2 separate regions of the Homo sapiens genome follow, and region 1 is linked to region 2. Evidence: chromatin loops called from intact Hi-C (ENCODE). Cell type or tissue: mammary epithelial cell. All regions are shown on one strand. Region 1 has its middle 13 kb from the start of MTMR3. Region 2 overlaps ASCC2 (activating signal cointegrator 1 complex subunit 2).

Evidence for each region. Peaks named below come from ENCODE experiments on the same cell type or tissue, not always from the same donor. Only the 100,000 strongest peaks of a DNase experiment are listed, where the experiment ranks them.
Region 1: a loop joins it to region 2, with 3 times the contacts of the local background. A loop is called at or near these places in 34 of 110 quality-filtered maps.

What each region holds. Positions count from the first base shown.
Region 1 is chr22:29,869,230-29,871,729 of GRCh38, reverse strand. No RefSeq gene overlaps it. Among named protein-coding and RNA genes, the nearest start is that of MTMR3, 13 kb to the left of the region's middle. In mammary epithelial cell, no CTCF peak of the experiment used is centred here; a DNase peak (open chromatin) is centred at 999; H3K27ac peaks cover 555 bases.
Region 2 is chr22:29,820,011-29,822,510 of GRCh38, reverse strand. It overlaps ASCC2 (activating signal cointegrator 1 complex subunit 2), which reads left to right. Exons shown (of 20, transcript NM_032204.5): 5 at 47-176. Among named protein-coding and RNA genes, the nearest start is that of ASCC2, 17 kb to the left of the region's middle. RefSeq lists silencers at 1,018-1,207, 997-1,291 and enhancers at 1,267-1,326, 1,387-1,436. In mammary epithelial cell, no CTCF peak of the experiment used is centred here; a DNase peak (open chromatin) is centred at 990.

The DNA of each region.
Region 1 (2,500 bases), 49 kb before region 2:
ATTTCTCCTGCCCCTGAGAGTTAGATAAATTTTCTTCTATTCTGGATCTCATTTGTTATAAAGTAATTCTCTGAAACAGTCTTCACCTCTGCAAAGATGACAAGAAAGAATAGAATAAGGTCACAGAAGCTCCACTGGGGAGGAATTTAAGAAGTGATTGAGGGCTATGAAAGAGTCTCACACCTGGTGTCAGAGGATCTTACGTTCCCAGCCCTGCCGCATCTCTACAGAGTTGGCCAAGCTGCCTCAGTTTCCCCAATGTGTCTGAGAACCAAGGAGTCCAAAGAGATGCAAATGCTCTCTCAGTCAATTTTTTTTTTTTTTTTTGGAGACGGAGTCTCACTCTCGCCCAGGCTGGAGTGCAGTGGTGTGATCTCAGCTCACTGCAACCTCCTCCTCCCAGCTTCAAGCAATACTTCTGTCTCAGCCTCCCGAGGAGCTGTGACTTCAAGCACACGCTGCCATGCCTGGCTAATGTTTTGTATTTTAGTAGAGACAGGGTTTCACCATGTTGTCCAGGCCAGTCTTGAACTCCTGAGCCCAGGCAATCCGCCTGCCTCAGCCTCCCAAAGTGCTAGGATTACAGGCCTGAGCCACCATGCCTGGCCTAGTCAATCTTTTTGTTGTAAATGTTTATTGAGTACCAGGACAAGCTCTGCCCATGCAACCGTGAACAAGACAAAACCAGTCCCTGGCCTCCTGAGACTTACAGTCTAGTTGGTAAGACAAAGTCAACAGAAGCCCAGGTAAGTACTGTAATGTAGAAGATATAGGATTTATGGCAGCAGTTGTGCAGCAGACTTGTGAAGGTCCCGGTGACATTGATACAGAGACTTGAAGGAAGGGGAGGAGCTAAGTGGGCAAAAATCAAAGAAAAAGTTGACTCAGAACCTGCAAATACGCAGAGGCAAAAGAGAGCTGGCCTCTTCCCCCAACAGGTATGGGTTTATTGGGGCATCTTTCTGTGAGGCAGTCTCACCATATTAAGGAGAGAATCTTTGCTGAAATTCTATGATCTAATGTTGTGTTGTTAATCACAGAGTGCAGGCTGGATTCCATAATGGTTACATTCTTTTAATATTACAAATTCCTTTTTCAGCACCTCTAGGAAATAATCAACCCTGTCCCAACAAGTCTCTGGATGTTGAAAAATCCGTTTTTTTTTTTTTTTTTTGAGACGGAGTCTCGTTCTGTCACCCAGGCTGGAGTGCAATGGCACGATCTCAGCTCACTGCAACCTCCACTTCCTGGGTTCAAGCGATTCTTGTGCCTCAGCCTTCCAGGTATCTGGGATTACAGGCACAAGCCACCACACCGGCTAATGTTTGTATTTTCAGTAGAGATGGGGTTTCACCATGTTAGCCAGGCTGGTCTCAAACTCCTGACCTCAAGTGATCCACCTGCATCAGCCTCCCAAAGTGCTGGGATTATAGGCATGAGCCACCATGCCGGGCCTGACAAATCCTTTTATTGTACATATTCCATCTGTCTCCCTGGTTCCCACGTTCGTGACTTTTTAAGGTCGAGTCTTCTAGAATCTGACCCACTGTGTCCTCCCTTATCAGGGCATATGCTGCATAAAAGGGCCCCAAGTGTGATGTGGAGGCCTCAGTCTTTCCAGTAAATTATAGAATTATGTACAATCAGAGAGAAAAAATAAAGCTCATTCTCTACTCTGAGCCCAGTGGTGTGGGAGGTTGCCAGTGAACACCCCTATGGGGAAATGTAGCTCTAAAGGCAGGAACCAGGGGATCAGAAATGTCACTGGAAATGAGTCTCCACTTCCCACCAACAAGGCTCAAAGAGACTGGGCAACTTGCACAGGGTCCTATGCAAAGAAGTGGATGGGCTGGCTTTCAAACCTAAGTGATTGACCTATGTCTTCAGAATTTCTCAAATATTTCTGAGGAAAGGTATTACATTGCTATCATCAAAATAAACCCCCCAAAAAAGATTCCCAGCTAAAAAATAACTGGGGACATGCCGAGTTCAACAAGGTAACCGAACAGTTTTGTTCTTTGCAGCAGAACTTCTGAGAGTCTTGATATACTGATGTACATAATAATCATCTAAGAAGAGCTTATGGAGTTTCCAGAGTTTCCAGAACTCATTTGAGCTGAGAACACATTACTGGGCAATTCTGGGATCTGGGGTCCATGGCACTCACTTTGAGAAACACTGCACTGACTGTTCTATGATCTTGTATTTATATCCTTGTATATAAAGGGAACCCAATCTGTTTGTTTTAGATGGATGATTTCTTTGTTGGGTGACCTCAAGTCAGTAATATTCTCCCCTTTTTGAGCTTCATTTTTATCCTCTACAACAGGTGACAGCAAACTTTTTCTGTAAAGAACCAGATAGGCTGGGCGCGGTGGCTCACGCCTGTAATCCCAGCACTTTGGGAGGCTGAGGCGGGCAGATCACCTAAAGTCAGGAGTTCAAGACCAGCCCGGCCAACATGGTGAAACCCCGTCTCTACTAAAAATATAAAACTTAG
Region 2 (2,500 bases):
GAGTGTTCAGAAAATCTCTATCCTTTCTCTCTGCATTTTTCCTTAGGATCACTTCATTTCCCCTTCTGCGTTTGGAGAAATCCTCTACAATAACTTCCTCTTTGACATTCCAAAGATCCTGGACCTCTGCGTGCTCTTTGGAAAAGGCAACTCACCACTGCTCCAGAAGATGATAGGTGTGTAGGATGCAGGACTGGGAGGATGCACCAAGATGGCCCCCACATGCCAAACTAAAGGTTGCAAAGGCCAGCGCTTTGACAGTGCCCAGGGACTCAGGGCGATAGGGGCAGGGAGTCTTGGGAAATTGCTTAACAGATATATGAGTGTCACCTCAAAATGACTAGGTAGTGACACTACCTAGGGAGGTGGAAATAAAACTGTGTACCAGACAGTTCCCCAGGGATCTGGAAATTTTTTGTTTTTGTTTTTTTTCAGGAGAATCACTTGAACCTGGGAGGCAGAAGTTGCAGTGTTTGAGATGGAGCAAGACTCCATCTCAAAAAAAAAGAAAAAAGACAAAGCCTTGCTCTGTCACTCAGGCAAGAGTGCAGTGGCGCAATCATATTTCACTGCAGCTTCACATTCCTGGAGTAAAGCTATCCCCCCAACTCAGCCTCCCAGGTACCTGGGACTACAGGTGCACACCACCATGCCTGGCGAATTAAAAAAAAATTTTTTTTAGTAGATGGGGTCTCACTATGTTGTTCCAGCTGGTCTTGAACTCCTGGCCTCAAGTCATCCTCCTGCTTTAGCTTCCTGAACAGCTGAGATTACAGTGTAAGCCACCATTCTGCCTTGGGAGTGTATTAGTATTATGCAATTGGCCATGCATCAGACATAGGAATGGGGAAGTTTCCTTTGGCGACGAATGTAAGAACAGCAGTGATAACTAAGCTAACCTTTATTGGAGAGTGTTCCGGGGACCTGGCATTCTGCCAAGCACTCCACATATGTTATGTCAATTGGATCCTCACAGCAGCCCTGTGAGATAAGTGCTGTCATCATCCCCACTTACAGATAAGGAAACTGAGGTTAAAATGTAGGGGACTTGCCTGAGAGGATATGACTAATAAGTGGCCCAGCTGGGACGTGTGTAAACGTAGACCTGACTCTCAAGCTCTTGCTCTGCAACTCCCTGCTTCAGGGATGATGGCACTGTGTCAAAAATGTCATGATTTGCATTGTTGCTGAGAGCAGGTAGGGACAGAGTTCAGAGAGGGCTCTTCTGGGTTGCAAAAGGAACGGACATTAGCCGTTGGATCCCATTAGCAGGCAGAGGGGAGAAGGTTTGATCAAAAACAAGCAGTTTTTTTTAGAGGTTCCTCTTTATACGCACACACACACAAAAAAATAAGAAAAAAAGAGAAACAGAAGCACTGTGGGACGTTACAGAGGGAGCGCCCCAGTGAATTCCTCTTTGAATTGTAGCTCATGGAGCTGGGCCTGGCACAGAGGGGTGCTCACCCTGGACGCCCTTGCCAGCTCTCCTCACCTGGAGACTGTAGGACACAGTCTTCGAAATACCTAGTTACAAAACTGAGTTATCCCTTATAATGGTCACTTTCCTTTATTCTTTCCTTTTTTTTTTTTTTTTTTTGTGTATTGAGATGGAGTTTCGCTCTTGTTGCCCAGGCTAGAGTGCAATGGTGCAATCTCGGCCCACCGCAACCTCCGCCTCCCAGGTTCAAGTGATTCTCCTGCTTCAGCCTCCGAAGTAGCTGGGATTACAGGTATTTTTAGTAGAGATGGGGTTTCTCCACGTTGATCAGGCTGGTCTCGAACTCCCGACCTCAGGTGATCCACCCGCCTCGGCCTCCCAAAGTGTTGGGATTACAGGCGGTGAGCCACTGCGCCCAGCCTTTTTTTTTCTTAATGGTAAAGATAATATGTGTTAATTTAAGAAATTTTGAAAGGATATAAAGTATAGTGAAGCAGGAAAGCAGTTACCAGATTTCTACAAGAAACAACCATTTGGTTGTTTTTTCCTTCTAGTCTTTTCTCTGTATTTTTCTTAAACCATACTTGATCATAATGTATATGAAATTTTGCAGCCAGGCGAGGTGGCTCACGCCTGTAACCCCAGCACTTTGGGAGGCCGAGGCAGGCAAATCACGAGGTCAGGAGTTCGTGACCAATCTGGCCGACATAGTGAAACCCCGTCTCTACTAAAAATACAAAAAATTAGCCAGGTGTGGTGGTGTGCACCTGTAATCCCAGCTACCCGGGAGGCTGAGGGAGGAGAATCGTGTTAACCCAGGAGGCAGAGGTTGCAGTGAGCCAAGATGGTGCCACTGCACTCCAGCCTGGGTGACAGTGCGAGACTCCGTCTCAGAAAAAAAAGAAAAAAAGAAATTTTGCATCCAACATTTTCACTGAAATAATCTCTGGTTTCTCATTCATATCTAATTATTTCCTGATCATCAGTTAATCTTTTTTTTTTCCAGCCTGGGAAACACAGCCACACCCTGTCTCTACAAAAAATTAAAAATTAGGCGTGGTG